Regions from separate parts of the Mus musculus genome. Here all the other regions are linked to region 1. Evidence: chromatin loops called from intact Hi-C (ENCODE). Cell type or tissue: left cerebral cortex. All regions are shown on one strand. Each heading gives the region's core, and the rest is flanking DNA. Links, peaks and the distances in the headings are about the cores only. Region 1 holds the start of Wwp1 (WW domain containing E3 ubiquitin protein ligase 1). Region 2 has its middle 30 kb from the start of Atp6v0d2. Region 3 holds the start of Rmdn1 (regulator of microtubule dynamics 1). Region 4 holds the start of Ggh (gamma-glutamyl hydrolase).

Evidence for each region. Peaks named below come from ENCODE experiments on the same cell type or tissue, not always from the same donor. Only the 100,000 strongest peaks of a DNase experiment are listed, where the experiment ranks them.
Region 2: it touches region 1 in a loop (3-fold over the local background); 21 of 42 quality-filtered maps call a loop at or near these places.
Region 3: it touches region 1 in a loop (2.9-fold over the local background); 13 of 42 quality-filtered maps call a loop at or near these places.
Region 4: it touches region 1 in a loop (4-fold over the local background); 15 of 42 quality-filtered maps call a loop at or near these places.

Annotation. Positions count from the first base shown.
Region 1 is chr4:19,705,304-19,713,193 of GRCm38, reverse strand. It overlaps Wwp1 (WW domain containing E3 ubiquitin protein ligase 1), which reads left to right and starts at 4,190. Exons shown (of 25, transcript NM_177327.5): 1 at 4,190-4,355. In left cerebral cortex, for the core only: no CTCF peak of the experiment used is centred there; a DNase peak (open chromatin) is centred at 4,013; H3K4me3 peaks cover 2,340 bases; H3K27ac peaks cover 1,127 bases.
Region 2 is chr4:19,948,590-19,956,479 of GRCm38, reverse strand. No RefSeq gene overlaps it. Among named protein-coding and RNA genes, the nearest start is that of Atp6v0d2, 30 kb to the right of the region's middle. In left cerebral cortex, for the core only: a CTCF peak has its summit at 4,276 (motif pointing right); a DNase peak (open chromatin) is centred at 4,289.
Region 3 is chr4:19,571,098-19,578,987 of GRCm38, reverse strand. It overlaps Rmdn1 (regulator of microtubule dynamics 1), which reads right to left and starts at 3,922. Exons shown (of 10, transcript NM_025476.6): 1 at 3,661-3,922. The coding sequence starts at 3,774. In left cerebral cortex, for the core only: a CTCF peak has its summit at 4,007 (motif pointing left); DNase peaks (open chromatin) are centred at 3,530 and 3,921; H3K4me3 peaks cover 2,303 bases; H3K27ac peaks cover 1,359 bases.
Region 4 is chr4:20,038,896-20,046,785 of GRCm38, reverse strand. Ggh (gamma-glutamyl hydrolase) reads right to left here and starts at 4,734. Exons shown (of 9, transcript NM_010281.2): 1 at 4,504-4,734; 2 at 472-583. The coding sequence starts at 4,612. 4930598A11Rik (a long non-coding RNA gene) reads left to right here and starts at 4,882. Exons shown (of 2, transcript XR_881147.2): 1 at 4,882-5,558. In left cerebral cortex, for the core only: no CTCF peak of the experiment used is centred there; a DNase peak (open chromatin) is centred at 4,609; H3K4me3 peaks cover 1,485 bases; H3K27ac peaks cover 299 bases.

The DNA.
Region 1 (7,890 bases), core at 1,200-6,199:
TTCTCCTGCTTCTGGATTGTATGAACCACTTTTCTAATGTGTGTGTGTGTGTGTGTGTGTGTGTACTAATTCTGATTCATGGAAGAACCCGGATATGTGAATAAGATGCAGTTTTCCAAGATACAATTGCTTCAGTTTATTCCTAACTTTTATTTATTTATTTATTTATTTATTTATTTATTTATTTATTTATTTAAATCAGGGTGTCATTGTCTCATGGTGTAGCACTGTCTGTCTTAGAACTCACTATTTTGACCCAGCTGTCCTTAAAATCACAGAGATCTACCTGCCCCTACCTCCCAAGTGCTAGGATTAAAGGTATGCACCACCAAGCCTGGTTCTTAACAACTCTTAAGTCTAACATTCTTTATACCCTATGTCTTGCCTAACAATAAGTAGGAGAGAGTTGCTCAGAGGCAAGTAGTCTGCTGTCATCTTAATTTCTCTGACTTGTGTGGACCTGAAGGGAGCAGCAGGTTGTTTTGTGTGGCACTGCCAAGTACAGGAAAAATGGGTAACGTTACTTTAGTACAGTGCTGGACAATTTTGATTGGTTCTTATGGGGGCATGGAAGCTATCTTGTGCATAAAGGATGTTTAACACCATCCTCTAGACAGTAGTCAAAACCAACTTCCTAATAAAAGGAACACACACACACACACACACACACACACACACACACACAGGGGTGGGGTGGGGAGGCAACTTTAAGACATCACTTAATTCCTCTGCAATGCAAAATTGTCTCAGATTGAGAACCACTGGTTTAGGGAACTTGCTTTCTATTACTGGATATGAAGTTATATCCCATGATTTAGTGGCTTTGAACTATAACAAAGCCATTCCATTCCATTCATGGTTCTGTGGGTCAGGCATGTGAAAGACTTAACTGAATGGTTTTTGTTTCATATCTCTGTTAGGCCATGGTCAAGATGACATTCTCTGAAGTCTTGGAGTCACTGAAGTGGTTGGTAATTGGTAGGGGTCCCTGGGTCCCTCTTGGTCGCAGGCAAGATGGCATAGTTTCTTACAATGTGGTCCTTCATAGGAAGCTTAAGCATGTTCTTGCCACTTGGCAGCTGTTAATGATTTGAGAGGATGGAGGCATGGACTTATAATGTCTTTTTATGATACAATGTCAGGAGTAACAATTCAGCTTTGTTACATATGTTGGAACCAAGTTGCACACTGTGGGCCCTCTTAGAAGCACATTAGGTTCTGGTTTGTGAGGAAAGAACTATCTACAAATTTGAGAGCACAGTTTTTAAGACCACTACTGATAGAGAAAAGTTTTTAGACAAATAGAATGGAGAGTACTATGAACTATTCTAAAACAAATGCTAACTTATTGTTTAGTGAAAAGGTAAATCGTTAAGCAACTAGAAAACAGACAAATTATATGCTGTTAAGATGAAATGAATTCACAAAGTCAAAACGAAACAAAATGGCAAAGACAAAAGTTTCACCTTCATCAATATTTACATTACATGAAGAAACAGTGAATAGTTCTGTTAGAAAGCAGATAATTATGGACCAATAATAAGTACATATTTGCTCACAAGGACTCTACCTTGATCACCTGCACAGTAATCTCAAGCCGTGATGTGTGGAACTTGGTAATATTCAGCAGCAGTAGTTTTTAGACTAGCCTATGTGTTAGATGTCTGTAAGTATTGTACCTGTAGCAAATCACTTATTTTTTACTATGTCATGTAGTTATCACTATACCAGTTTTCTAGCTTAGGTATAATCAGATCAAGTAACTCATAGCTTGTGCTGGCACCTGGGCTGGATCATGTACTAGGCAACAGAGGTGCAATGCTTGTGGCTCACAATACTTTCAGAGCCCACAGAAGCAGCTTAATTCCTATGAAGAGTGATACAAAAAATGTAAATATCGAATATAATATTTTAAAGTATAATGTCAACACATTTTTTTTCATGGATCAATGCAGTCTTAAAATACAGTTTACAGTGGGCTTTGCTTGATTTTTAAATGAAAGGAGAGGCCTCATAGGTAGTTTCTAAGGTCATGAAAGTGAGACTGTGTCTGCAGTGGCCAAGCTGTGCTTTGATCCCAGCAATGTGTCTCCTAAGCCTACACTCTCTCTGCACGGCACCTTGTTCATGTGTTTCAGGGGGGCTAAACTTAACGCGCACTCTGTGATTACCTTGGCAGGTTTAACATGAGACAGTAAACAAGGACAAGGGAAATGATTGATGAGAAGATACAAAGAACGGTGTTCACTAGAAACTACAAAATATTCAACAGTAACACATATTTGATGTTAGGCGTCAACTTAGGGCATAGGAGAACCTAGGGGCTTCTCTTGGGGCCTTAGGGAAAGTCTGAACCAATGGAGGAGTGAGAGACTGAGACAGGAAGGCAGAAGGAGAAGTCTGTACACGCTCTGGAGAAAGGCAGGCCCCTGTGAAGAGCATTTTGAAGCAGCTAGTACATTTATTTACAGAGATCTTACAGGGGGGAAAAAAGGGTCCAGGAAATGTAAAGGCAACACAGTTTAAACACACAGCCAAGTGGACACATTCAGTAATCTCCTAGCACTACAAATAGCATATGAGCTTGAAGGTGCTCTGAAAAGCACGTTGTCATAAGACCTGTGGACAGGTTATTACTGTGCCCAATGACCTTAAGCATTAGAGTGACATGATGTTTGGTGTCCGCTGGAAACTTGACAGAATCTAGAATCACCTGGGAGATGGCCTATTGACATTGCCTTCAAAGGATTATCTTGCTTCTGGTAACTGAGGTGGGCAGGGCCATTCCATGGGCTATATGCAACAAAGGCATGATAAGCATGCCTCTCACTCTATTTCCTCACTTCTGGTTTATTGTGACCAGCTGCTTCAAGCTCCGGTCACTAGGTATGAGCCAGCGTAAACTCCATTTCCCTTAAGTTGTTTTGGACCAGTCATTTATCACAGCAAGAGGAATAGGTTGAAGAAAAGTAAAATTGTCATGTACATTTTTGAGAGATTTTTGTGCACCATAGGCATATGCCCCTAACTTATATGTAAAATTAGGGGCTAGTAACTAATGGACCAGAGTGGAAAAGAATGAACGTTTGTTCATTCAAGTGGTATTTACTGAGTCCTACAAATACTCATGGAGCCTTAGTGTTCTTCTTGGTAGACTACTTTTTTCTCTTCTTCAAAAGTTGCAGCAACAACGGAGTGAATCAGAAAGGTGGTTTAATGTTAACAAGATATTTAGAACAGAAATGTTACAAGGTGATTAGGCTGAGAACTTGTTACCTATGGAGTAGTGAAGTTAAAGGTGTCACAGGCAACAAGAAGCCAGGATTCGTGAACTTTTCTGACAAGAGAACTAGTCGGCTCTGGGGTGGGTTTAAATTAATTTGTGAGGTCTAGCTGAGGTGTTTGGCTAAATGTACTATTTATTCTGGAAGAACTTTTGTTCTTTCTCTGAAGTAGAATGGCGGGCCATATGGTGAGTAATGTGGTCATTACACTGCAGTGTGACCTTTCTCGCAATGTAAATTACCAACAGCTCTTTTCTAAACCAGTTGACTCATTGTGTCAAAGAGTCAAGAGACAGCTACCTTTCAGAATTACTGTGTCCATTAACTGTACGAAAAGGGATATATGCACTTGCTCAATCAGTAGTAGCTTTGTCCCTGGGCCACTGTGGTGCCAAGAGAAAGGAACAATTTCATTACCAACACAATGGTCTCGTGTGACTACCATTACTAATGGACCCTAAATCAAATATTAAAGCGAGGTCAAGGGGTTTTCCTTCGCAGCCTACTTTGGCTGCGAAAGCACGGACGTGCCTGGAGGGTCTTCCCTGAGGTTATGCAGGAAGCTCTGCAGCTGACTGAACAGACCAGGTAGCTGCTGTTCACAAGTCACCACCGGCTTCCCGGCGGCTGCCCCGCCCCCTTTCCGGCTCTGGCTCCACCTCCTCTCCCTTATTGGTTGGCGTGCCTCTCCGCCTGACCGCCTGGAAGACCCGGAGGAGCGGAGTGGCCCCTAGGCGGGCTGGGCGCGCGCTCGCTGCGCATGCTCGAGGGCAGCTGGATTCCCGGTCTGGACCAGAGGCTCAGAGCGGCCCCGGCGGGGAGGCGCGCCCGTGCGCGGCAGCGGCAGCGGAGTCGCGAGCACGCTGCGCGCTCCCGAGGAAGGGAGGTGTAGGCCGGGGTGGGTGGGGGGAGGGCCGGGTGTCGGCGCGCTTGGCGTGCGGGATCCGAGTGGCTGCGGGCGGCCTGAGCTGCCCGGCCGACGCCTGCTGCGAGATGGCGATCTTGGGCGCGGAGGGCTGAGGAGGCGCCGCCGCGGTGGCTGCGGGCCCCGGGAGCCGCAGCTTTGCGCGGGTAAGTACAGCGGGGCTCTGGAGGGCGGCCGGGCCGGAGTTCGCCGGGGTGGGGTCGCCGGGCTTGCCCCGAGCTGGCCCTGGCACCGGCCTGTGCGGGTGACACCGGAGCCCGGCGAAGTGGCTCGGTGACTGCAGTGCTCAGCCTCCTGACCGGCGGCTTGCTGGCGTCCCAGCTTCCCCGCCTCAGAACTGCTGCCCTGACTTTCACCCGGATCCCACCGGCGCGAGCCGGGACGCCAGCCTCAGAACGTCCTTTTCTGACACGTTTTTAGCATTCAGCTTTTTTTTTTTTTTCACTGACTCCGCACCTCCTCTCACCAACAATCTTAATCTCCACCTTTGGTGACCTGGTAGGTTCAAGTGACCTTGCAAAATTTTCTAATCCTCATCTCGTGATTTGGGTCCTTTTCCTTTAAATCTTCTTTTAAAATGTAGTATTGTTAGGATTTGGTACTTTGCCCGTCGCCTTTAGCCTTTACAGTCCTTAAATGATCAGTTTGTGGCTTAGGGCTGTATGGCTTTCTACTCATCGGTTTGGAGTTGTAAGTTCTTTTGCTCTAAGCGATTCCTCTTCATTATTACCAAAAAGAAGGTGTATCTATTATGCTTTTGAAATATTTTACTCGTCCACCATAAAATATTTCACAAATGTCTGTGTTTTCCCTGTTAATGTTTCATCTTTTTGTGTGCATAAAATTGAATTCCTCCCCCTAAAATGCCGCTACTTAGAGTTATGGAAAAAAATGCCAGAGTTACCTTCCCACTCCCCATTTGGTGTTTTTTTTACCCCTGATGAAATACCCTGTTCACAGTTGTCTGTAGGTTTCTGTAAGAGTTTTTGCTTATGTATAAATCCACTTAACATGTCTCACCAAGTCTGTATGTAACTGCTAGTAAAACTCTCCTTTTAAAAAAGACATTCTTTCATTTATCTAACTTCCTTGAGCCATAAAACTATGTGCTTAAGCTGACTGAAAATTACCATTTTTTAAATAACTAGTTAACATTTTAAATTCAAAGATAATGTCCAAGTGTTGGAGCTGTTGAAATTGAGATGCTTGAGAAATGTGACTTAGCTCTTTGAGACATAGATTATTAACATTTCCAAATAATTCTTCACGTAAAATGTAGAGCTGCTTTTAAGACACTGTACTTTTGAAACCCAGGGCATGGCTGATCAGGTCTCTTGCCTTCAAAGAGATGGTAATCTCTTGAGTTGGCTGAAATTTCTGTTACATCCTTGCACAATTATTAAGCATCAACTGCATGACAGTGAGGTATTTGGAGGTATATGTAGATCAAATGGTTAGCAGCTTCTGTCTTTGCAGGCTATGGAGGAGGTATGTGTGTTGGGTTATATACCGATGCTCCTTTTATGTCCCTGTGAATAAATGGCAGGATCTCACTACAAAGCCCAGTCTGGCCTTGAACTTGCCATCTTCCTGCCTCTGAGGTCATAGGTCTATGCCACCATGCCCAGAATACCTTTGTGTGCGTGTGTGTATGTTTCATAAATATATAAAATTGTCTCAAGTCGAGTTCAGAGAGGGTACTTCTTACATGAGTTAAGGGGTTTTGTATTTTGAGGACTCTGGACTGAAGGGTGGCATGAAGGATGACAAGAAGTCAACAAGGAACTGTAGTTCATGTAGAGGACTCTAAGAGGGTTTGGATGGAGTCTGCAGGATTTCGGATATAGGGTAAGAAAATTTGAAATAAAAACCAAGACCAGTAACAAGGTGGTTTTTCTTTCTTTAGTTTTGTTTTGGAACAGGTCTTGCTACGTAGATGTGACTGTTCTGGAACTTGCTTGCCCTGTGGATCAGGTTAGCCTTGAACTCAGAGATCTACCTATCTCCCTCTGCCTTCCCAGCCTTAGAATTAAAGGGTTCGCTACCACTCTTGGCCCAAGAGTTATTATTAAATTGAGATGAATTTCAGGTTACTAGACAGTGTGGGGCCCACAGGAGATTGTTGAGTTTAAGAAACAATTTTACACCTTGGCTTAGAAAAATTAATCTAGTGGCATTGTGTAGTATGAATTGAGGTAGGAGGAACCTGGAAATTCATAAATTACCCCAGGATTTCCATCATTACAGATAGCAGGGGTCTGACCAAGTGGAAAGGACAGGAAAGCAGGATAGAATTTGGCAATCAAGTTAAAGTTAAAATAATTGCCAAGATGACTCAGTGGGTAAAGGTGTTTGCTGCCAATCCTGGTGACCTACACTTGATCATAAAACCCCCTTGGTAGAAAAGTAATCTACTCTCCAAAGTTGTTGTCCTCTGACCCTTATACTTGCACAGTGACACAAACACATCCTCTTCCCTTCACAAATTTTTTTTTTTTAGAAGTCGGGGTCTTACTGTGTTGCTGTGGCTGCTTTGGAACTCACTGTGTACACCAGGCTGGCCTCGAACTCACAGAGATCCACCTGCCTCTGCCTTCTGAGTGCTGGGATTAAGGCGTGCATCACTATGCCCAGCTGAAATAATTGTTTTTTTTAAAGTTAAAATAATGATTCTGACCCATGTCCATCGGGAAAGTGATGGTAGCATAGAAGTGTTATCTTTAGCAGGCCTGTATGATGTTCATAGGCTTTGGGGAATTACTAACTAAAGAAACTAAAGAAATCTATTAATAGGTCATGTGCAACCATGCTTTGTGGATGTGATTTTAGGGGAGTCCATAAATTACCTGAAGCTCTTGCATGAAACCCATAGGCTGTCTGCTGTGCTGGGGACAGCTTTTAGAATTACTGGAAAGTTAATAACCCTCACTGTGGAAGTACCTAGAGACAGTAACCCACTGTATGGTGGTTCACGCTTCTCAGAGAATTTTATCTATTATATTGCGTTTAATTTGTTGTTATATCACGGAACAAAGTTGCCCATGAGTTTAGCTCATCTGTTACAAGGCTCCTTGTGGGTGGTCATATAGAATCTGGAGTTTGTGAGCATATAGAATCTGGTGGTTTTCTTTTTTCTATGGAGAGAAGAGCACAACTAATTTGCTGTTGATTGGATACAGTTAATGTCTTATAAGTTAAGAATTAGTGGTTCCAGGAGACTCCTTCCAGTTAAGGTTTTGTGACTCCTGGCAGTTAGGTCTTCATTGGAACCTCTGCACTCATCTTTCCTTTTGTGTATTTGAGAAGTAGTGAAGCTGAGGGGTGCTATGGGTGGGTGGAGGACAGATAGCAGTATCAGGTCAGACATGTTAATTATTACTGTCTGTGTGGCTCCAGATTGGGGATCAGGGAAGAGATGGCAGAGGCACCACCAGTGGGGGAAGAAACCTGAAGGGCACCTTAGACTTTTCTGGTCCTCTCTGCTTTAGGAATGCCTGTCCTTCATACAGGAGGCAGCATGTGACGGAAGGAGTCAAATGAGCATTCATTTTCAGTCAGTTTTCTAGGAAGGATTCAGTATTAATTCTCACTAGGGTAGTTAAGGCATAGTTTGGTTAGTAACGGGTTGACTTCTCTGCACCCATATAAACTTGTTTCTTTGGGAGAAGGGATGTCCCCCTG
Region 2 (7,890 bases), core at 1,606-6,605, 240 kb before region 1:
TAGTAGGAGTCAGAGGTCTTGGACCAGATCAAGGATTATAGAAATGAACATTTGCAAATAAAGATGTGTGGACAGAAGGGCTACCTGACACACTATAGTTTTGCTGTTGTTATTGTTTGTTCGTATTGTTTTGTTTTGTTTTTGCTTTTATTTTTCATTTTCGTTTTTGGGGTGGTTGACATGGCGGAAGGCAGAGGGCAGATGGGGAGATAAATGAGATTGGTGTGCATAAAAATGCAATAAAAAGTTGACAAACACACTCACACACATATTTCTCATGACATTTCTTCTTTTACTCTGCTCACATAATTGAGACTTTCTCTATGAATAATATTTCTTTATGTATCTTCTGCAGCTCTGGCTCTTTGACCATGTGCTGTCTTTGGTTGTACGTATCTGGAAAGGTTCTTATTTTCCTGTTAAATTTTAAATATGGGTTTTCTGGATATTGCATTTTTGATTGGTAGTTACATAAATTTAGGGCTTTAAACACATCATTTCATGCTTTGCTTGATTTTAGGTTTTGGATGAGAGGCCTGATGTTATTATGATGTTTTAGCCTTTTTATGGAAGTTGGGAGTTTTCCATTACATCTTTTAATACTGTGTCTTTGTTTTGAATTTCTGACAACTTGGTTAATATATGTGAGGAGATTCTTCCCTGACCATGTCTACTTGTGATTCCAAATTCCTCTTGTGTTTGGGTTACTTTAGCTTTCTCTAGCTTTGAAATTTTTTCTTCTAGAATTTTGTAGAATAGAAGTTCTATTAATTATGTGTTTATCTAAGCTCTATTTCTTAGATCTTAAGTTTTGTCTTTTGATTTTCCTAGATCATTTACAATTCAATATTCACATATTCATTAATATTTTCCTTATTGATACTTACCAACAATGCCTGATATTCTTTATTTTAAAATTTATATTTCTAACCTAACAACCTTCCTTGGAGAAGCTTCTTTTTACAGTAGATAACAACACAGAGACCCACAACAGATCAACATTCAGAGATCATGAGACCATGTAGTTTTCAGCTTTAATCGGGACATGTGTACCATACTCTCTTCCAAAAAGGCTCAGAGATCATCATGGAACATGTTGAGGTAGAAATATTAAGAACTAGAGCCATCTACATTGGCAAGTCAGGACAGAACCATTACACACAGCAGCTCATTGCACTTATGGCTGCATGAATATGACCTCCACAAGATCAACACATCTAAAATTGTAGCAAGGATGGGTGAGGGGGCTCATGAAGTCTTACAGTTGCAGGCTGAGGAGGAAGGAGCGTGAGGTTTGTTTGGGCTTTTTAGGAATATAACTCCTGGTACACTGTACATGTTCCGTAGATAATCCTACACGCATGTACACACAGGCAGCACAAGGTGGACTCAGTGCTTTGAGTAGCAGAACACAGGAAATTGGGAGGGAGGATGTTTGGGGGAAAAAGACATGAATTCAAGGGGATTAAAGAGGGATGGCTTTGATCAAAACTTATTACATGCATGTATGAATTCTCAAACAATGTCCTGTTGTCTTAGTAAAGCTTCCCCTTCTATTCCAGAAACCTCTAAAGCTGCTGAGAACCATGCTACTGAATTGGGCTGTGCATTTATACCTCCCCATGTCTTCTAATTTGTTACAATTTGCTACCTATTATGTCCTTAGAAACAATTATTTCCATTGACTGACATAATAATCTGGGGTTGAAATATATCAATCTTTGGTTGCTTTAATTTGGGCTATTGCTTAACATTAAAGTCTAGGCCAATATGCACTCACACAAGTGACAATTCTGTCACTGAACATGTCAGGTATAAGAGTGGCACGGCAGTAGAACTATCAGTTACCTGGCTTGTCAAGTATGATTTTAGTTAATACTCCAAGTCTAGCCTAATAATAATAATAAATATTTTATATTATAAATTATACTGTTTAAATAAAAATTTGAATTTATTTATGTGCGTGTATACAGGCTCATGAGACGGCACATGTTTCGAGGAGGAGCCAGTTCCTTCAAGCGCATGGGTCACAGGCTTGACAGAATTAAATTCACTGGCAAAGTTTCTGAAGTCTAAAATGTGAATTCAGGTAGAGTTGCCTGAGATCTAGGGAGCACATACATTCAGAGCTTGTGCAGTAAGAAATTGCCACAAACTGGTGCCTAAGTACGGCAGAATCTGACTCAATCACTCCAGTTCAGCTGGTACCAAGTGTCCTCTGTTTGGGAGGTTCTGAGCCAGAGTCTACCTGCTCCCCGGTGTGGCTGACAAACTGGCATCCTTTGGCTTCTGGCCTTAGATTTCTGCCTCAGTCTATAGTTTACCTTCCTTTCTGTGAGTTCTTGTGCCCCTCTTCCAGTTTTATTCTCAGAATTACAGGTAAAACCCAGGTCCCTGTGCAGACTTGAGCAATCACTGTACCGCTGAACTACATACCCAGCTTTTTTCCTACCTTTTATAAGAATTCTGCCATTGAACTTAAAGTTGATCCTCATTCAAAGCAATCTTGTCTGTACATCTTTACCTTTACCACATCTGGAGGTGGACAGGGAGTACCTTACTGCAAATGAGGACTCGGGTTCTGTTTGAACATACCTTTCAGCGAGCATAATGCAAGTGTTTTTCTGTGACTACAGAACAGATAGGAACAGCCGAAGGCAGGAAGGGCTGAGTGTCTCAGTCCATCTTGGCAGGAAGGATGTGGCTAAGCAGATTTATTCATGGCAGCACGGGCCATTGTGACAAAGAATGTTCACATCATTGTAAACAGTAAAACAGAGACCCGTGCTGGATCCTGGGGCCCTGCTGTAAGGTTGGAAGCTAAGCTTTACCTATCTACTTCTTCCAGCTAGACCCATCTACTGATGATTCCACAGTCTTCCAAGATGTCATCTGAGGAAAAACATTCAAGCCAGCTGGGGACTCAGTATTCAAACCATAATAGCAACTTATGACTGATGGAAATTGAGACCTATGTTTTTAGATCTGGAGAAAATACTTGATCCCTGCCTTAGAACCGGCTTCTCAAATTACCATCTTCCTTGTCTTTTTCTCTTGGGTATTAGCTTCAGGAACCCCATTTCAATATTTCCCGACATAATTTTATTCTCGAGTGGATTTCCTTAAAGATCATTGAACAAAACAATTCCAGTTCCATAGTCATTCCATGGCTTAGTTACTTTTCTTTTGCTGTGATAAGACACCACAGACACTTATAGAAGAAAGTTTATTTGGTGATTGCAGTTTCAGAGAGTTAGTCCATGACCAGCATGGTTGGTGGCAAAGCAGGCAACAGGCAGGTAAGCATGGCTCTGGAGCCCCAGCTGAGTGTGTGCATCTGATCCGCAAGAGGGAGGCAGTGAAAACTAAGTGGGTATGATGGTATAGGCTTTTGAAACCTCAAAGCACACCCCTAGCAACACACGTCCTAAGCCTTCCCAAACACACTCTATTTATTACACCAATTCAGTAAAAGTATTTAATTCGCCTCATCATTGCTTTAAGGGACTTGATGTCTTTTTCTTGCAGTTTCCTTCCTTTTTCTTCCTTCCCTTTCCTTCCTTCCTCCCTTTCTTATTATAAATGTTGTTAAGCACCTTATATAAGTATAAATAAGAGTAAAGTAAAACCCATTTGAATTCAGTGGACTAGGAATACTGGAGGAAAAAATGGAAAGAGAAGGCCTAAGAAGGAGACAAAGATATGGTTATTTTATAAATATTCAAAGTAAGAATTGTATTATTTCAAAACAAAAATATTTATAGTAACTAAGGATAAAGTCCATATTCTTCTCTCAGTTTTCCAGAAGTTCATTCAAAAAAGTAAAGAGGTGCGTGACTATCTATCCAAAAGCTGAGAGGGAGTGCTCTTTTTTCACATACTCTTCATGTGCCCTTCTTGTTCATTCTGCTTTCAAATCACGGCAGTTTCACAAACAGTTTTTCTTCCAGACAAATGGTACTACTACTAATAAGAAGCCTCCATATGCACTGGAAGACATGGAAACATGATAAATGAGATAATCAAACGTGACAAAATGTAATTTACTTTAGTGATGAACTGTAAGTTGCTATTATCATCCAGGAGAATACCTTCTTTTTCTCTACTAGGAATAAATAGGAGTTATTTCATAAAAATATTACTGAAAGGAACTCATGAAGTGAATATGATGTTTAACGTGCTTATTAGTCTGGATATTATTTCCACTAAGACTGCATTCTCTATTTACATAAAGAAACCCAGTGTTTAGAAATTGATTTGCAATCTGCAGTTTCACCAGAAGATGGCAGAGTGATGTCAAAATTCCAATGTGAGCTGCCTTGTTGGTCAGGGTTCCCAGCAATGCTGAGAGGTATGTCTAATTAACTGTTGGTTAGAACTGTTGTGGCTCTCAGTTTTTCTAATGCTGCAACCATTTTGTATAGTTCCTCGTGTTATTGATGACCTCCAATGGAAAAAAATGTTTCATTGCTACTTAATAACTGTGGTTTTACTAATATTATGAATTGTAATATACATATTTGATATGCAGGATATCTAATGTGAGATCCCCAGTGGGGTAACAACCCACAGATTGAGAACTGCTGAGAACTTCCAAGCTCTTTTAATTAAAAACAAATTTAGGGACGGAGAGATGGCTCAGCAGTTAGTGCTTGCTGCTGTCCAATTATGAAGAGTGGAACTCAGATCCCAGTATCCGCAGTAGGTGGCTCATAGCACCGAAATTCCCACTACAGAGGATTCTGTTCATTCCTCTGGCTTCTGTCAGCACCTGTGAACATGCATGCACACACACACATGCACACGCACACACAGGCACACACTCACGTGCACATACAACGGCATGAGTCCTTGTGGAGGGGAAAGGCACGCATTAGACATAGCTGCTATGAGCTCATATGTGCAATGTTCTGCAAACACTGTCGCACTGCAGATGCCCACTGCCTCTGCCTAGTGTTCTCAGCTTTGACCCTCTAGACTCTGATGAGCTCCCTTGTACCATGGAACTGAGAGACCTTCTGACTCAGTGCCAAGCCCTCTGCAGAGACATGATGGCCTGTATCCCTCTTATTATGGTCCTGACCCATTTTGTCTTGAACACATTTCTCCTGATCCCTTTGTCCACAACAGTCTCTCTAAATACAAATTTTCTGGGACTGACATATGACATTTGGCATAAATTATAATATAGTTCTTCAAGATCCTCTAACTGCATGGAGTATCCTCTGGTGATAGGACACCATGACAGAGTCCTGCTTTTGGGCTGGAGGAGCTTAGCTGGCAAGCTTATGTTGCTGGCAGTGTGATAAATGCAGGTCAGTAAATTACAAAGAAAGGGGGAGTTGATTCTCTGTGGAGATGAGTAATATTTACAGTACAACTTTGCATAAAATTGTACCCTATTTTTTCTTTGTGTTTGCACATAAATTATAAGCATTCAAAGCCTACTTTTCTCATTATTTCTTAATTTATGTTCTTAAATTTTTCTTTGTTTATATTCATCACATGAAAACATTTTCATACTTACATATCTTATGCATGGGAAGGAACCCCCATCCCCCGGGCTTTGGTTTGCATTCTTACTTCTTGGATTCACACAGAAGTCAATGACTGAATCCCAAATTCCTGATTCTAGATCTTCTGTGTGCCTCATGGTGATCTTGGGTAATGTCTTTCACGTCTTAGCTTTGGCAGTTTCCTAGCACAGTGTTTAGGAAATGCTAGGGTAAGAAGCACATGATTATTCTCTGTGGTTGCTGTGTCTGCTTGAGACACAGCCTTGCTATGTACCTCAGACTTGGGTCAACATTTTGACCCTGACTCCAATTCCCAAGAGCGGGTGTGACAGGTTACAGGTACAGGTTCGATGTTTTTATTTTTAAAACTTTTTCAGAAGCTTGATAATGTCCCTGCCCTGCAACCATAAAGTCCTGACTTTGAACACAAGAACCCACACAAGAAGAAGTTATGGTAACACATGCTTGCAATTTCACCACAGAAGAGCTCGAGACAGGCAGAGTCCCCGAGGCTGCTCAGTCAGTAAACAGTCCAGACTAATTGGTAAGTACCAAGTCAGGGGAGAACCTGTCTCAAAAAACAAAAGAACTACAGCAGCAACAACAACAAAAACCACTGGAGAAATGATACCTTCATACACACACACACACACACACACACACACACACACACACACACACACACACCATCATTTTTTAATTGATTGAAGAAATTAGAACATCTTAGCATTACAAACTTGCCTGCTCTTTGCACCCTGGGAACCTCTAGTGCAGATGAGTCCTGTCCGTTAGGATCCTGGATGTGTTCCGCATTGCAACCTCTTCCTTTCTTCCAGTCTTACTTCTTAGGTGCATTTCCTTTTTTTCCTGTATATTTAGAGCAAATATATCAATTAAACATTTTCCAAACTAATTGTAAAATGAAAGTAAACCTTTCCCTCTTAGCCCAAATATCCTGCTTTTCTCTAGAAGCAATCACTGTATTTTTTAGTCAGATCAAGTTTCTGAGGACATGTTTGTCACACTGAGGATGTCATAATGCAGGACCCTTCTACATCTTCTTTCTTTAATTTAAAACAATGAACTATCATACACTCTAACATACATATTTATTCTATCATTATAATATCTGCATATATTTCCAATTCCTGGATGTAGCATTTTTGAAATATATTAATTTATTATTAAATCTATTAATTTGTGATTTCTGTTACATAAGTAATGATGTTTTATAGACTTTTGCACATTTGGCAATAATATGTAGGAGTAATTTCTAGAAATGCCACTGTGAATTTAAGAGCTGTGCCCTCTCTCCCAGTCTTAAGCAGGCAGGCTCAGACCTGGTTTGCCACAGTTGTTAGCCCACCTAGGGACAGGTCAGAAGGAGTATAGACATTCAGACTGAAGCCAAGCACAGTCACCAGTCACCATAATTCGCAGGCAGGACCATGGAGCATAAATAAATTTTATGCCCCAGTCCAGCTAATTTTTAATAAATAAAAAGGGAGGAATTGTGCCCTTGCCTCAGCCTTGAGCAGGCTGTCTCAGACCTGGTTTGCCACAGTTGCTAGCCCACCTAGGGTGGAGACTTCCAACCTAGGTAAAGTCTATTGTCCTGACACAAATACAGTTTCCTCCAAGATGCCACTACCTGCTGAGAGGCTGAGCCTGTTTTTCTGACAGATTCTGACAAAGTGACCATGAGATCCTGGCATAGGGAGAGATGCCCCTGGCCCTTATATGCTAAGACTCATAAGTAAACATTGGGCCTTGATCAGAGAACTGTGTCTTGGCTCATTATTTCTCTCTCTGATTTTCCCACTCTGCCTTTCCCATCAACCCCATTTTTTCTTTCAGGAAACCAGTAACCCATGACCGCTGGTGGCTACAAAGAGCCAAAGCATTACTACTTTAGTGGATACTGATTCCAAAGTGACCCCATTCCTATGAGGTAGTGCGATCAAGTATCTACTAGCCTGTGATCTCCCACCACTTGCACTGGAGAGTTCAGAGTACTATCAGCCCAGGAAGGTGGCTTGGTGGGTAAAGATACCCACAGCCAAGCCTGAAGACTGAAGTTTGATTCATGTGGGGAAACAGACTCCACGCATACACTGTGACATACATGCCCACACAGACACAATCGTTTTGTTATTTAAATTTTATTTTACATATTATGGAAGAAATTGAACATTTTTGTGTGTGTGTGAATGTGAACATTGTTAGCCATCTGTATTTTTATGATATGAGCTGCTTGTCAAAACATTTGCCTGTTTTGATTTATTTGTCTGGCTAATTTATATGTTCTTTTATATCAAAAGACTTAACCCATGGTCTGGTGTAGAAGACACATATTTTTTTTAAAGTATTTGAC
Region 3 (7,890 bases), core at 1,675-6,674, 130 kb after region 1:
TCTGATATAGTCTTAGACCAGAAAATGGAAACTTCAACACATTCCAATTCGTTGAAAATTCTGGTAAAACCAAATATTCAAGACATTAGTACTAGTGAATTAAAAGCAAATCAACAGCAAAATAGCACTTTATTTTCTGAATGCATTCTTACTTTCTAAAAACAGGTTAGTGTTGTAGACAAGTTTAAAGAGTCTTGCCAAGCATGTAAGAAGCTCTGGGTTGGATCCCTAGCATCACATTAACTGGTTGTAATGGTGTTGCCTCTGTAATCACAGTACCAGCCAGGGAGGTAAGCATAAAAGAAGGAGTTTGAGGTCACCCTTGGCTACATATCTTGAACACAAAATCTTGTCAACAAAAAAAGGGGGGGGGAGAGAGAGAGAGTGAGAGAGAGAGGAGGGGAGGGAAAGGGGAGGGGGAGAGGGCAGGAAAAGGAAAAGAGAAAAAAGGAGGAGGAGGAGAAATGTTGGACTAGGGAGAAGGTATGGCAGGATCATAGGTATGATTTTGGTGCCTAGAAAAAAAAAAAAGAAGAAGGGAAAGATCAAGATGTTTAACATTAAGTCTTAGTAGCCTATTAATCAACAGTAAAAAGGACGTATATAGTACTGTAATTAGAGAAAATAGCACATTTAGAATGTCCAACTTTTTGTGGTTAAGTAACACACAGGTTTCTTAAATGGGGGATGCATAGCCATTGAATGATTATATTTCTCGTTGTAATGTCATAAGCTAACAGCTCATCTCCTGATTTCTTATCAGTTTGATTAATATGAAGCAACCTGTTATTCATCTCTGGGAAATTAGATGAAAATGATATTTCTATACTTAAAAATCAAAGACCCAGAACACCTTCAAAAATGCTATTAACTTTAAGAATGTATCCAACAGCTAGAAGATACCACTTCACCTTGTACCTCTACAGTAGAATGCAATGCTTTTTATAATGAGTTCTTTAAAACAGACAACCAAACCTCAAAGGGAGCATATGACTCAGTGGATACAAGGAAGCTGCCACCAAGGCCTTATAACCTGAGTTCAATCACTGGGAGCCGCATGATGAAAGGAGAAACAAGGTATTCTCTGACCTACCTCCACATGTGCACTCTAACACGCATCCAAACACACTCACAGACAGTGAAATATAGTAACAATTCCTACAAATATTTCCTATGTAAAAGAAGTATGTGCTCTGACATAATTTTCCTCAACATTAATTTTACCAATTTTAGATCCAGAAATTTAAAAAAAACTCATTAGATTGAAAGGAATATCACTATTCTTCCTCTTTTCTAATTTTTGCCGAAGTATCTTCCTTTTAAAGGTTAGAATTTGTCTGTGCTGGGTGCAAAGGCTCCTTCTTGGAGTAATATTAAAACTTTCAACATTCTACCACGGCTTTAAAATACAAATATGTACGAACCAGATGTGCTGCCATTTGTCTTTAATGTCAGCACTCAGGAGTCAGAGACAGGTGAATTTCTGTAAGTTCAAGGCTAGCCTAGTCTACATAGTGAGTTCCAAGCAAACCAGACCTACAAAGAGACCCTGTCTCAAAACCAAAACTAAACATTGTGCTAAAAGTTCCCAAATTCCTTTCTTTAGCCTGGATCTCAAAAGGTAACTGCACACCTCCTGAGCTACTTATCCAAATGTCAACTTGGCCCTCTGAATCCAGTCCAAAATAGAGCACATTTCTCCTTTTCCCCTTAAATTGCTCTAGGCTGCTCCAGCTAGGAACTTAAATCTTTCTACTTGAGCCTTCTTAACCTCTTCCATGAAGCTATAACTCTATATCCTTAAAGCTCTTGGAATTCTTCCACTTATCTACATTTTCACCAAAGTGCAAGCCATATTTCTCACCTAGCCTACACCAAGATCTCTTGCATATCCATTCTGACCATACACTGTTATTTTTTTTCAGTGAAAATCTGGTCAAATGACTTCCCTGTTTGAATGCCTTATTTGATTTCCTATAATCTTTACACTAAAATCAGAAACACAATACTTTATTCTGTACTTATGATTGTGTGATGTAAGTAGGTGAGATGTAAAGGTCAGAGAATGACATTGGGTGTCCCCTTCTCTCCTTCCCCTGGGCAGAGTATCAAGCAACTCGGGCTATAAACTTTTCTTAATCTGAGTGTCAGAAGGCAATTTATGCCCTGCGTGCTCCATTCCCTTACAAGTCCTGCGGATTTACTTCCTTTCCAAGATTAAGTGCTTAGAAGTCCACAAAGGTCACACTCTCTCGACTCTTCCTTTCCACCCCCTGCCCATTTTGAGAAAACTTAGCAACAGTAGCAATGTGGATAAACTACCTGCCTACTGCCACATGAGCGAGCGTGTGGAAGCAGAACTTCCTCCTTTTATCCTCAGAAACTGAACTTTCAAAACAAAAAACAAACAAACCAGAACCAAAACATACACAAAACTTGAAAAGCTGGAGGGGTGGCTCATTGCTTAAGAGCGCTAGCTCGTCTTCCAGAGGACCAGCACTGACATGGTAACTAGGTGCTAGGCATGCATTTGGTGCAATACATACATGCATCCAGGTGAAACACATAATACACAACGATTGAATTTTTAAAAGGGGAGAAAGGAAGTTAGGTTGTTGGTTTAATTTTCACACCTGGAGTACTAGGACTCAGAAGGCTTAAAGCAAGAAAACTACTTGGGGTGTATATTAAACTCAAGCCAAGCATAGCCACTTAGGGGAGTCCTGGCAACACAAGTAAACAAGCACGTCCACAAAACAAAACCCTAAGATATTAAAGGAGGCCTCAACAGTCAAAGCCTGACTAAACCTCAGGAGAGATCTTAAGTTAGACACCCAGGTAAGCCATATCTAGATTCCTGACCTACACACGCCATGGATAGTAACTGTTTCTTTATAACAGGCATTTATAGGCCGTACTTTAGGGTTTAAAATTAGCAAAATAGTTATGAGAAATATATCTTAGGGACCGATGTCATCCCTTTTCAAGAATACAGTCATAGCCTGTCTAATAAAAACAGCAGAACTGAGACAATTTTTAAAAATCTGAACAGCTTTGGCGTGCATAAAAAACAAGAAACTGAAGGATAATTACTGAAAAATAAATTTTCTCATTTATTGACAATTTCAAAGTTACATCACAAATATTTTTGCCCCCAGGTGCGAGGCAAAGGCTTATTAACACAGAACTTACTTTTTTCTTTCTTTCTTTCTTTCTTTCTTTCTTTCTTTCTTTCTTTTTTTTTTTTCCTTCTCCTGTTTATTTTGGGACAAGCGCTTACTAAATGGCCCAGACTAGCCCTGAACTGGCTCGACACATCCCAAGCCAACCTTGAATTTGCGATCCTCCTTCTCTGGACTCTCCAGTAGTTGGGACTACAGCATTGAGCCACCGGGCAGAGCTGCCCGAGGTAATAACCTGAGTCCAGAGACGGTCGACTTTCTCAAAACGGTCAAAGTTCTTTCACCTTCCCGTTCTATTTTGGGACTGGAAGGGCAGAGAGGACGCACCCCTCAGTCATGAGGCCAGCTGTCTCAGCGGAGGTTTGCAAAGCGGAAGCTCCACGACCCTCGGGCCGGGTGCCGCACCTCCAGACCTGGCGATGGGGGCGCCCCCGACGCCCTGCTTGATGGAGCGAGCAGGACCAGGACAGCGGGTTACCTCGCAAGCGCGGACTCCCCAGGCGCCACAGCGCCCACGGCTGCCCCAGGTCCTCGTCTGCTGACAGACGCGGAGTGGAGGGAGACGACGCCACAGTCGCGAGGACAGCGCCATGACTGACAGCTTCCCAGCGGGACTGACGACGCGCTGGAGGACCTGACAAAACGGGGCGGGGCGAAAGTCAGCTCCGGAACGGAGTTCCAGAGGTCGGCCAGCACCACCTCCTTCACGCCGGCCCGCAGCTTCCGGGCCTCGGTTTCCAGAGACCGGAAATAACTCCGGGTGGGAGAAATGGGTGGAGGGGAACCATCACGCATGCGCACAACAGGCTCAGGCGAGGGACGAGAGCCCTCCTCTGGCTGTCAGCGACTGTCCATTGTAGCTTTTGTGGTGGTTGTGGTTGTGGTTGTTGTTGTTTTGTTTTGTTTTGTTTTGTTTTGTAGTTTTTCTATAACGTCCTAAAGTCTTCAACAGTAAAGTGAATCCTGGCACTTATGGTACTTTTTGAAAATAAGTACTTGAATGAATTACATTATCTTACATAAGGAGGAGGGTGGAAAAACACATCCAGAGCCTGGAGGTGGTGGGAACTAAGAGAAAGAAACAAAGCCCCATGAGACTTAGTCAGGAAATACCAGAAAAAGAAGTCCTACCATAGCCAGAGCTCAGAGTGCTTCTCTAGCTTGCATGAAGTCCTGGACTCAGTTCTCAGCACTGCATTCGATTGGAGTGGTAGCCTATAATGAATGCCAGCGTTCGAGAGGTGGTCACATAAATCAGGAGTTCAAGGTCATCCTGAGCTATATAATGTGCTGAGTGCTAGCATGGAATCCCGGACACCCTGTCTCAAAAAAGAAAAAAAAAAAGTTGATTGTTTTAATCTCAGCGCTGTTGTATTGATTTAAAGATAGCCTGAACTACTCAGTGAATTCCAGTCTAGTCTGAACTACTGAGTGAGACTGTTAGACTCTGCATCTTAAGAATTCAGATAGATACCCCAGTTCTTTCCTGGGTAGGGACACATAAAAAATAAGACAGGTTATATCCGAGAGAGAGAGAGAGAAATCAGATTTTAATTTAACTTTTATTTGTTGTCTTAAATTACTTAAATACCCATTTACTAAAGGTGCTATGTGGTGCTGGGACCCTTCATGTCCTTTAACCGTTATGCTATTCATCGTTAGGTGTAGATAGGAACTGCAAGTTATAAATGAGGAAGATGTGCTTCAGTACGAGTTTGAATTCTCCAGAATCAAATCGCTCATGCCCGTGAGAAAAGGGATAGAACATGTGTTTGGAGCAAGCTTCCCAGGTGTAGAGACATGAGACATTGCTTTTGCTATTACATACATCATGTTCATTTCAGTGATGATGGAGAAATGTGCCTGTAAATATTTTTTTCAGGAAGTAACAGAATCTTGGGGTTCACAAACTTTGCACTAAACTTTGGCAAATCCAAAAGACACACTCTCTTTGCTTTGTTTTGAAGCAGGGCAGGAATTTCTGGAGTTGGTACTGGAGTGACAAGGGCACTTTCTTCACTCCCCCACCCCCCACATTCTAGTTCTTATTCAATACTTAGATCTATCTCAGTATCCTAAATTTGTCTGGCAATCTTACTTGGTTTTCAATAGTTAGGCATCATTACTTTAGAGACTGAATAAAGTTCTGTTGGTAGAGTGCTTGCCTTGTTTCAATGAGAAGATAAAACTGCCTTCTGTCCTTTTGTCTCTGTGCTGTTCTCTTAAGTAGCCTCTTTTCCCTTGCCCCCCTCTTTTGGTGAGAGTTGGGCAAATTCTATTCTGTCAAATCTTTCTCATTTTGTCTACCTCTCAATTAAACCTTACTTTCAAACATGGGTGCTTTCTTCTACAAACTAAATTTGCCTTCATTGTTTGGGATTAAAGGTATGTGTCACAGGTAGAGCCATACCACAACTAGAAACAGATTTTTTTTTTCAGGAAGTAACACAATCTTGGGGTTCACAATATGATCAAATATCTTACAACACCTTTGCACACTGAGGCTCTTGATATGATTTTATCTGATTATTGGCAAGATATGACGATTTTGTGTGCATGTTTTTGAACCCAGGACCTTGAAAGTATGAGCTATACTATCAAGCATGTAATGGGATCTGTTCAAGAAGAAGATTGAAAGAGCTGGTGATGTAGCATGTTGGGAGAGTGCTAGTATGTAAAAGGCCTTGGGTTTGATCCCTAACCCTGTTAGAAAAGTAAATAAAAGGAAGAGCCTGGCAAACAGACTATACTATCTGCTATCTTTCCCGAGTCTTGTGGTTCATTCCCTGACTCCTCTCCCCCTCCCCACATACCATATGTGTCTATCTCACTCAGGTCCACTGCCTTTTCTTACCCTACAATGGGCCAAAGGCTTCCTTACATGATATTTTCTCTGCCACTATTCCTTCATATTATACTATCAGATGCCATCTTCCTTTCCTCATATGAGTTCATATTTCTTACCTGGCTCATTTCAATTTATCTTTCCATTATCAGTGTGTCACTTCCTCAAAGAAACTTCTCCTTATTCCTCCTAAATATATTTCCATTTATTAATTCATAATTTGACTTTTGCAATGGTTTGGACTATATTTTGGAGGAACTAGTAACATATGCCTTCATTATGCTATAATCTCAATGACTGATTTTTTTCAATTATACTAGGGTTAAATTTTTTTATACTTTTTCCATTCATTCAATAAATGTGTATTGTGTATATGTAATGGTAGATCTCAAACCCTAGACAAATGGCTAACTGAGATGCCCATTTAACATATCAGAGCAGATGCTGGTAGCCAGGTTCTCAGCAACTACCTATTACAGGCCATCCTGGCTGGCATACCCTCCCCCCTACCCTACTATGCATCCTACTATGCTCTCCCTCATAGTTACAGTGGGCCTTCTCCACTCACACCTAGCAGCACCATGCCCCCTCCCTTTTTTAAATATAATATACCTTCTACCTTCTAGTAATCAGAAAAGTAGAAACACTTGTAAGATACTTAAGTATATGTACTGATAGATGGTGCAAAATGCCAGCTAGGAAGGTGAAGGAGAAAGGGCTACAGATGTATTTCTGTAAATGTTTGCAATTCTATTTTAATTTTCCCCCCTTTCAATGTCCAGTACTGAACACAGAGCCTTGTTTGTGCTAGGCATTTAGTACTTTATAACTGAACTATGACCTCAGCCAAACATTGCAATCCTAACCTGGATAATGGCCAGAGAAGGCTTCACTCAGAACTTTTGAGTTAATACCCAAAGAAGCGAGTCATGAGGGGTGTTAGGGACACAGCATTTTGTGTAGAGTAAAATAAACATGCAAATTTTTGCTCTGGAAAAGTAGATGGAAATCTATGACCATTAGGGAAGAGGAAGTAAAAGGTAAGGGACAATGATAAGTTAGGTGGCTAGCAGTGCAGTTTCTCTTCCCACTGTAAGGATTTTGAATGTTTGCTTTATATGACTAGGTCATATCTAATTTACATCTTATTTTGGATCCTTCTATGTCCAAAGTAGACTAAAGGTGAGCATGGTTGACCTACGAGAGGCAATCTCTTGAAGGAAACAAACTCACTTTCTCCCAGCAGTTTTCAGTTGCTACTACATTACTAATATACAGCTAAGAGTGAGACTTTATACCTATTGCCCCTCTCCATGCTGAGAATTTGTCCAACCTGAGCTTTTGCAGGTCATTCCAGGCTGTCAAAGTTGCAGTGAGCTCACATTTAAAACTGCCCAGAAGACTCTAGCTCTTACATTCTTTGCTTTCTGTCTTCTTTAATGATCACTGCTGGGTCTTGGAAGGAGGGGGCATGATGCAACTATCCCATTTAGGGGTATGCTTTCCTTAGTCTCACCCTCTGTGCCTTGGACATTTGCGGGACTCTGTTCACCACGGCTGCAAACAGAAGCTGCTCTGATGAGAGCGGAGAGGTGCATTAATCTATGAGTTTAACGAAAAGCCATTAGGAGCTGACTTGATACTCTGTCCATTGAGCAGAATATTTATAGTAGATTCTCCCCTGGGTCTGTGACCTGCCTAGCTGTTGTTTTTGCCTCGATAATAGTGCCAGGTATGGATTTCATTTTGTGGAGTGGAGTGGAACTTAAATCCAATCAGAAAGTGGTGAGTTATTTCCATGATATTCCTGCCACTATTGCACAAAGGGCATGTCTTTCCAGGCTGCTCATCACTGGCGCTCTA
Region 4 (7,890 bases), core at 1,918-6,917, 330 kb before region 1:
CCACGCTTCACCCAGTTAAAACTGCAATGCCTATCACTTACACTGCAGCAACACTAAACAGTCACTACTGGCAAGCTTTTCCTAGCTGTGAAAGTATATTACAGTAATATTCTAAAATGTCTCCCTCATTCCTTGAGGATTCCCTTATGCTAATAGTAGGTGGAAAGCTAGATAAGTTGGAGAATCGGTTATAATTTTCATGGTGTTCATGAGAAGTGTCTTTTCTGGGGTAAAGGAAGCTATCATATTTTTCTCAATGCTAATAGACATATAGAATACTATCAATGACATTACAAACACACAGAGAGCTTCGTAAACAATTTAGTGGGAGACTGCAGGCAATAGGTTTGTGGCTGAAATCAGATGCAACAACACTCCTTTTAATGATACAATCATAGGAAAGAAGAAGGCATTAATTTTAGAGACAAAAGACCAGTCTTTACATCCCTGGTGAAAACCACTCAAGCATACCTTATGGGCACAACTCGTGCACCTGCAGACTCTATATACTTCACATAGGATGCAGCAATGTAGTAGTTTCCCAACTTCGCCATTTTCCCAAAACATTCTTGCATTACTACTCCTAAATTTAAAAGAAAAGCTTTAGTTTCAAGCAAATTCTTTTATTTCTTACTCAACACTGAATCACAGCACAGTAAAAATGTCACTACTTTAGTTTCTCAATGTACAGACCTACAGCTCCTGCAAGTTTACCCACAGTTGTTGGGAAAGTATTGGGGAAGGACCATCTGAGTTTCTTATCACACCATTGCTGTGGAGTATATTTAATCTCAATCAGTGGCTTCTACGTCACCTTTGATTATTCAGTTCCAAGATGAAAGGCACATTTGACCTTTAATTTATCATAAGCCTTTATCAGCACTAATGCTGGGAAAATATCTACCCTCTCTGCTATTAGAATCTACTTTCCTACTGATAACCCCGAGTTATTACTTACTATGTTTCATCTGGGCTGCTCTTAACTCCATGTCTCTAATGGCCATGATTTTATGATTCTCACCACATGGAGTCTTCTCGTCTCTCCACCTTCCTCTCGTCTTCACCACCCCCAAGCTCCGGAACCCCAAGCATTATCTATCCCAATTCTGCCCAGCTATAGGCTGTAGGCATCTTTATCAGGAATAATTTGGAGCACAAGGTCACTTAGCATAACTTAGGTCTATATGTGCACTCTCTGTCTCTGGAGGCAATCAGGCTTTAGGGACCTGTATTTAGCATTACAATACAAGTAATATCAGACCAACCCACCACACACAATGAATATCTAAGAAGCTCCCAAAGTAAGTTATAATAGCCCCAACATTTTTCATTCAACATTAAGACTATTCATAAACAACTCACTAAATGTATAAAGGGCAAATCCCTTTCCCCACAAAGCCACAGTTGTATCCTTGTCAGCAAAGCCGCAGTGCAAACAACTTTGATCGCCATCTTTCTAATAACCTCACTATCTAAGCAACCAGCATTCTCCAAACCCATCCCAGATTATTAAAACGTCTCTTTCCTCTCTAAAGTAAGCCTCCTACTTCAGTGTTTCCACAGAATAAGGCTGGCCCCACCATCATTCCCTCACTCATTGAATACTGGCTGCATTGCATTCCAGACACTGAACTAGGTGCCGAGGACACAGTAATAAGGAAAATACTCTCCACTTTATAGGCTCTCATGCTAGTGGGTGGGAGAGGAAAGTGGTAAAGACAAACAACAGAGATTTAATTCTAGGGCCAGTGATGACCGCTGGTGCTTGTGTTAAGAAGTCAATGAAATATGGGTTCCATTTACAATGTCTCTGTAAAAGGGTGGCAACTCTCGCTGGGAAAGAAGAACAAGACTTCAGAGAGGTGGAACAGGTTCTCCCTAGGAAGGTGTGACATAACACTTATTCAAAGGCATCAGTGGACTGAGGCAGTGAACCACACACCCATATCTGAAAGCAGAGCGATTCAGAGCAAAGGAAACAGTACCATGCAAAGGTCATGAGCCAGCCTGTAACTCTGCAAGAAGTCTATCAGACTGGGAACATGTAAGAGAAAACAAGAAGACAACAGGTAACAGAGCAGAGAATTACAGACGCATGGAGGCTACCATGTTCCTCACATACCTCAGTGGTTCTACATTGGCTCTGTGAAGTCATGCTCTGTCCCACTCATCTCTGATCTCCTCTTACCACTGAAACCCAAGTCTAGTACACTACTGACACATGACATTCATCAAAACATGTCACATATGCTTAGCATGTGCAAGGCCTTAGGTCTATCCCTAGCCTCCAAAACTTAAACAAACAACAAAATTATCATGCCTGCTCATTTGGATATCTGTGCCTCTGTGAGTTTAACTGTCTCAGTGGGACACAACTCCTATCATCTATATTAATCACACCTGTACGCTGGGCTTCTTACAATAGTTGACATGAATCACTACTGAATATCAAATGTCAAAATGTATCTAGTAGGAATGTTTCTCTCCTATCAGATAAGATGGTCTTCACAATGGAAAGTGAAATTTGGCCAAAAATAGAAGAGTACAAGAGCTATCATAGAAAAGAGTGACACAGACAGGAGAGGAGGTGCCACAAGGAAGGCATGCAGAATTATGTGAATATAAGTGCCTGCAACACTAAATTAATTCCACAACACACCCCAGCCCATTCATTTTTTTACCTCACTCCTAGGCAAAGAGCTCAGATTGTATGCCCTGGTCTCAACATGTGCTCCCAAATGATGGCTTGTACACTTTAGGCTATTTCACCACTTCTGTGGCTTCCTTGTCTTTGAATACTTTGTGTTTCCTACAGTAATAAAGTATCCATATTACATGCCCAATCGACAATATTATCTTAATTGATTGGAGAGGTGGCTTCACCATCATTTAGCAGTAGGTAAAGGCACTTGCTGCTGAGTCTGAGGGCCTGAGTTAGATCCCCAGGACTCATGTGGAGAAAGATAACTGACTCCTGAAGTTGTCTTTTGACCTCCATAGGTGTATGTGAGAAGCATGCACATGCATGTGCACATGTATACACACAAACTCTAAGTATAAAAGGAAAACATAATTGATTAGGTTAGCCAAAACCATACTTTCTCTCTTTTGTTATATGCAACTTAGAGTTGCCAAAATTCTAAGAAACAAAATCTCCTGTCATCTTTTAATTTTTTTTTCTATTCGCTAGATCCACAAACGCAATTCACTACATATGTTACATGACTCAACTTGAAGAATCTACCCATCTATGGAAATAGCTTTGAAGGAAGGGTTCCAAATATTAGTAAGCCACCCACTTGAAAACCGGACCACTCCTGAATACATAAAACAAGTTTCTAGTTTCTCTTTAGTGTTCAACTTCAAGGAAGAAAAAAATAAGATAAATGTCAAATTCCTACATTTGTCTACCTATAAATTTCTTTTGTCAACTTTAACTACAGGCTGATTTCTCCTTGGATGCTATCAAATGTCTGACATGAATGCAAACCAGTTTTACCCTGATTGAAACATAAATATGCCAGACAGAAACAATGTCACGATTTGGCTGAGATAAAATGAATATTCAAATCCTCAAAGTCGATGTTGATACTTGATGCTAAAAATGGCAAAGTCCAAGTCCAGGACACACTTTAGTTTCTTACCTATTTCATGTGTGTGTGTATGTGTGTGTGTGTGTGTGTGTGTGTGTGTGTGTGTTGTATCTTCATGTATGTCCTGGAGCAAAGAAACGTAAGTTTTACCTGTGTGCAGAATTTCTGGGATTGGAAAGGCAGGGAAAATGGTGGAAACACAGGTCAGGAAAAGCACCCATCACCCTGAAATCTGACTAAATCCTCTCACCAGTTAACACTCAAGAGTAAACTAACATTTTTAAGGTCTTTCTCCCTTCTCTGTTATTTCCTCTGATATTTCACTGGAAACTTCATGTACAGTAAAAGACACATACTAACCCCTTGTGCAACACTAGTAGCTCCTTGCTCTTATCTTATTCAAGGCACCTCTGCAGCCGTCCTATAATCTTAATTATCATTATGGACTACGAGAACAGGAATAAAGAGTGAGATCCTCTGGAAACTTCTTGAACTACGAAATTGAGCACTAGGTCAGCCGAGGTGGAGTCTTCTCTGAGAAACCCACAGCACGATTTCTCCTCTGCTTCCTTCTTAACTTGAGCTCTTCTCTTCCTACTTCTGATACATCCTAGCTTGGTTCACACTGACTGTCCTTAAAATTCTTTTCCCGCACGGAAACCTCAAATCCTGGGTTTGCCTCAACTGTGGTTCCTAAAAGTTACGGGACCGCCTCTAGCTGCTTTGGGTGCCAAGTAGTAGCGAAGAGCTGAGCCTTCATTGGGATCCCGATCCTCCAGATGCAGAGGTCTCTAGAAGGACATCAGCATAAGGTCCCATTGATGAGAAGCGCGCCGCGGGGTCTGCACCGCTGAGAAACAGAGCGCCTCGCAGACTACCGGTCCGCAACACCTGCCCCAAGCCTCCTTACCGATGATGGGCCTCTCGGAGCCATGGTTGTAGGGTCTGGACATCCCGGGACTTGAAAGCCCGCATAGTAGCAAACCCAACAAGCACAGCAGGTAGCCCAGGTTCGCCATCGCGATCGCAATCGCAATCCGGCCTCCGCCCCCACTTAAAAAGGTTCTTCAGCCAGGCGCGCGCCCGGCGGCCAGGTTGGGGCGCGGTCTCGCGGCCTGGGCGGTGCCAAGCTCGAGGGCGCGCAAGGCCGCGCCGCTCAGGCCTCTGGGAAGTGCAGTCCGGGTGCTTGCGGTGCGGAGCTGGGCGGGCCGGGCGGGGGCGGGGCCGGGGGGCGGGCCGGGGGGCGGGCCGAGGCGGGCCGGGGGCGGGCCGAGGCGGGCCGGGGGCGGGCCGGGGACAGAAGGCTCTGGGAGCGTGCTCCAAGCTTGTCCATCGCCCAACGCGCGACCTGCAACTCGCATCCCGCGGCCCAGCGAGTGGCACGCGCGCGAAGGCAGCTGTGGAGACCTCTGAATGCTCCCTGTGAACTCTTATGTGGCCTGGCGAGGTCACCTACACCAAGTGGATACGACCACCCCGGGACCTGATGGCGAGCTCGGGTCCCACCTGGCTCTGTGCGGTAACCAAGCAGCAAGGCCCGCAAGGTTCTAGAAGTTACCAGAGAACTATGCTGCATAAACGCATAGGTTTTCTGGCTTTGATATCCTGACAGCATTCGATGTTAGGACAGGGGTTCACTTCCGAAAAACCACTGATAACATATTTATTTGGGCACAAGGATGTCTGGAGGAAGTAAAAAGCACAGAGTACTTAGAGTACTTGTGTCTCCCTTTCCTTTAGAACCCTGTCAAGGGAAGGGGCTGATTCTTGCCACCTAGCCCCCCAAAAAACAATACCAGGCCACACTCGATACAAAGTGCTTGATTAACTTCGCTGTTACCAGCAACCCCAGAAAACCACTAGTATCTTATAAAATGATAAGAGCAAAGCTAAGCAGTTAAAAACTCAGGTTGACTAATATATTTTGAATGTTCAAATGCATGCACTCATAGCCAGCAGCACAAGGTAAGTTTCTTCCTATCAAGGTTCAACTAAACTCCAGGTTAAAATAGAAAATCTGTTGAAGATGAAACGGTATTTTGAATGGTGTTATTTGTGTAAGAGGTATACAATTTAGGGGGAAAAACATACAATGTGACTTGTGGAAAACTAGTGACAAGGTTCTGGCATTCATCAAGAAATGCAATACATTGTTTAGTTTAGCAAGACTATTGTAGACTGGAGTGTCGAAAGATATTGAGAAAATGCAAAGCAGGATTGAGCCTGAGTTGATAAGGATCTATTGCAAATATGCATCCATGCCTCTGGAGCAGCATCTATCCACAAAGGAGGAAAATTATCTGCTATTATTCACAAAAATAAAATCCAGATAGAGAAAAGATACAAAGGGGAAAGGGGAAATACTAGACTTTGGTATGAAAATATAAATTATATGTGTATCCATTCATAACTTTGATGGTCAGATGTTTTCATAAGATATCAAGTTTTATGAACATCATAAAACATTTAAAAAATCAAGTATTAATGAAAAACGAATGGGTTTGGCCATGTTAAATTTTAATAGTTCTGATAGCTTATCAATTATTTTTAACTGTTTTAGGAAGCTATTAGGTAATTTCTGCTAGAGGTGGAAAGTCACGTATTCTGTAATCTACTACTTCTCAAGGTATAAATATGTGTCTACTACATGATCTTACTAAACTAGGTCATGGGGACTCCACCCTCATAAATAGATTGCTGCTATCTCACAGATATGGGTCAAGTCTGACGGGAGTGCATACTTTCCTTAAAAGGGGGTTGTTGTACGTGGAACGACACATGCCCCTGTTGGTTCTCTTGCTTCCTTTTGTATCATATGAACTCTCTTACCCTTCCACTCCCATACATGATGGCATTGGCTATGAGGCTATAAACAGAGGCCAAGATGCTAGTGCCTGTTAGAACAGAGACCTAAGAAGCCTGATCCCCCAGCCTAAAGACATCAGACCATGCACCTTGTACCTCTCTCCCTGGGACAGAAAATCAAGCAACTATTCTATGTTGAGGACTAACAGTAGTCACTAATCTGTGTTGCTGACCACCACCTGGCTCTTCCATGCACTTTGTCACTTATCCCAAACTAAATCGAATGATGTAAAACTTCTTACCCGCCATCAAAACTTATAAAAAACAAACAAACAAACAAACAAAAAAACCAACATCAACAACAACAAAAACCCAACAACCACCAGGTAACTTGGTGTACACACCTCTATTCTGGCACTGAAGAGGCAGGGGCAGGTGGAATTCAAGGCTAGCAGAGGTTACACAATGAAATGCTGTGTGTGTGTGTGTGTGTGTGTGTGTGTCTGTGTGTGTGTGTGTTAAGTATAAAAGTCACATATTTTCCTTTGTTTGCTGGATTTCTCTGAAAGCTCCTCTGGCCTCCCCTGTCATCATCTTAACAGCCCCCCTCCTTACCAATTAACTTTAAGCTATCACTCCTGAAACACCTGCCCAGGAATTATAAGGAATCCTCTTATTTTGTGGTCCTGTTATGCTGTCATTTGGTGATTTGCCTGAAACATATAGAGATCTATCTGCCTCCGAAGTGCCAGAATTAAAAACATATGCCACCATTGCTGGCTCCCTGGTTGCTGGAGGCCAGGTCTGGCAGTGAGTTCAGTAATGTAAGGAGGAGATGTGGTCTCAACAACTAATGTAAAACAGGCATATACGCACACACACTTGGTGGATAAAGCGAGGCTCCAACAACTTTATTTTTTTCTCCCATATCTTATATCCCTCCAAAAAAAATCTTTCAAGCAGTATAAAAATTGCAATGTGGCTACATTCCATTTTTTTTAGGTGAGTAATTATATAAAGAAGAAAACAGCATGCTCCTCAATACCCTTACATGATAAAACATATTGCCTAGTACAGGTGAAAAACCAATTATTCCCAAGGACCCACATAGATTCATGTCTAAGCAATTTGTTACAGATTAACAGAGTGTAAGCAAGCAAAATACATTTCTCAGCCAGTTCTCTTACTGTCAGGCTGCGTTTTGCAGTTACAAAAAAAGATCAATCATTTTATCACCTCAAAAAGTAGTCCTATAAAAAAATTTTAAAAGAATCACTAATCTACACTTTTATATATAAAAACTCAAGTCTTTCTATAGTATACTCAGAGTGCACACCCACTTTCCAATAATTCTTTATTAAATCATATCAAGTAGCCAAGGGCAAAAATTGGTACAAGAAATTACTCATCACCTTTGATCATCAACCCATCTTTATCAAGAAAGGCACATCATCCTGTAATAACCTAGTAGTAAGCAGGCTGCCATTGTTCT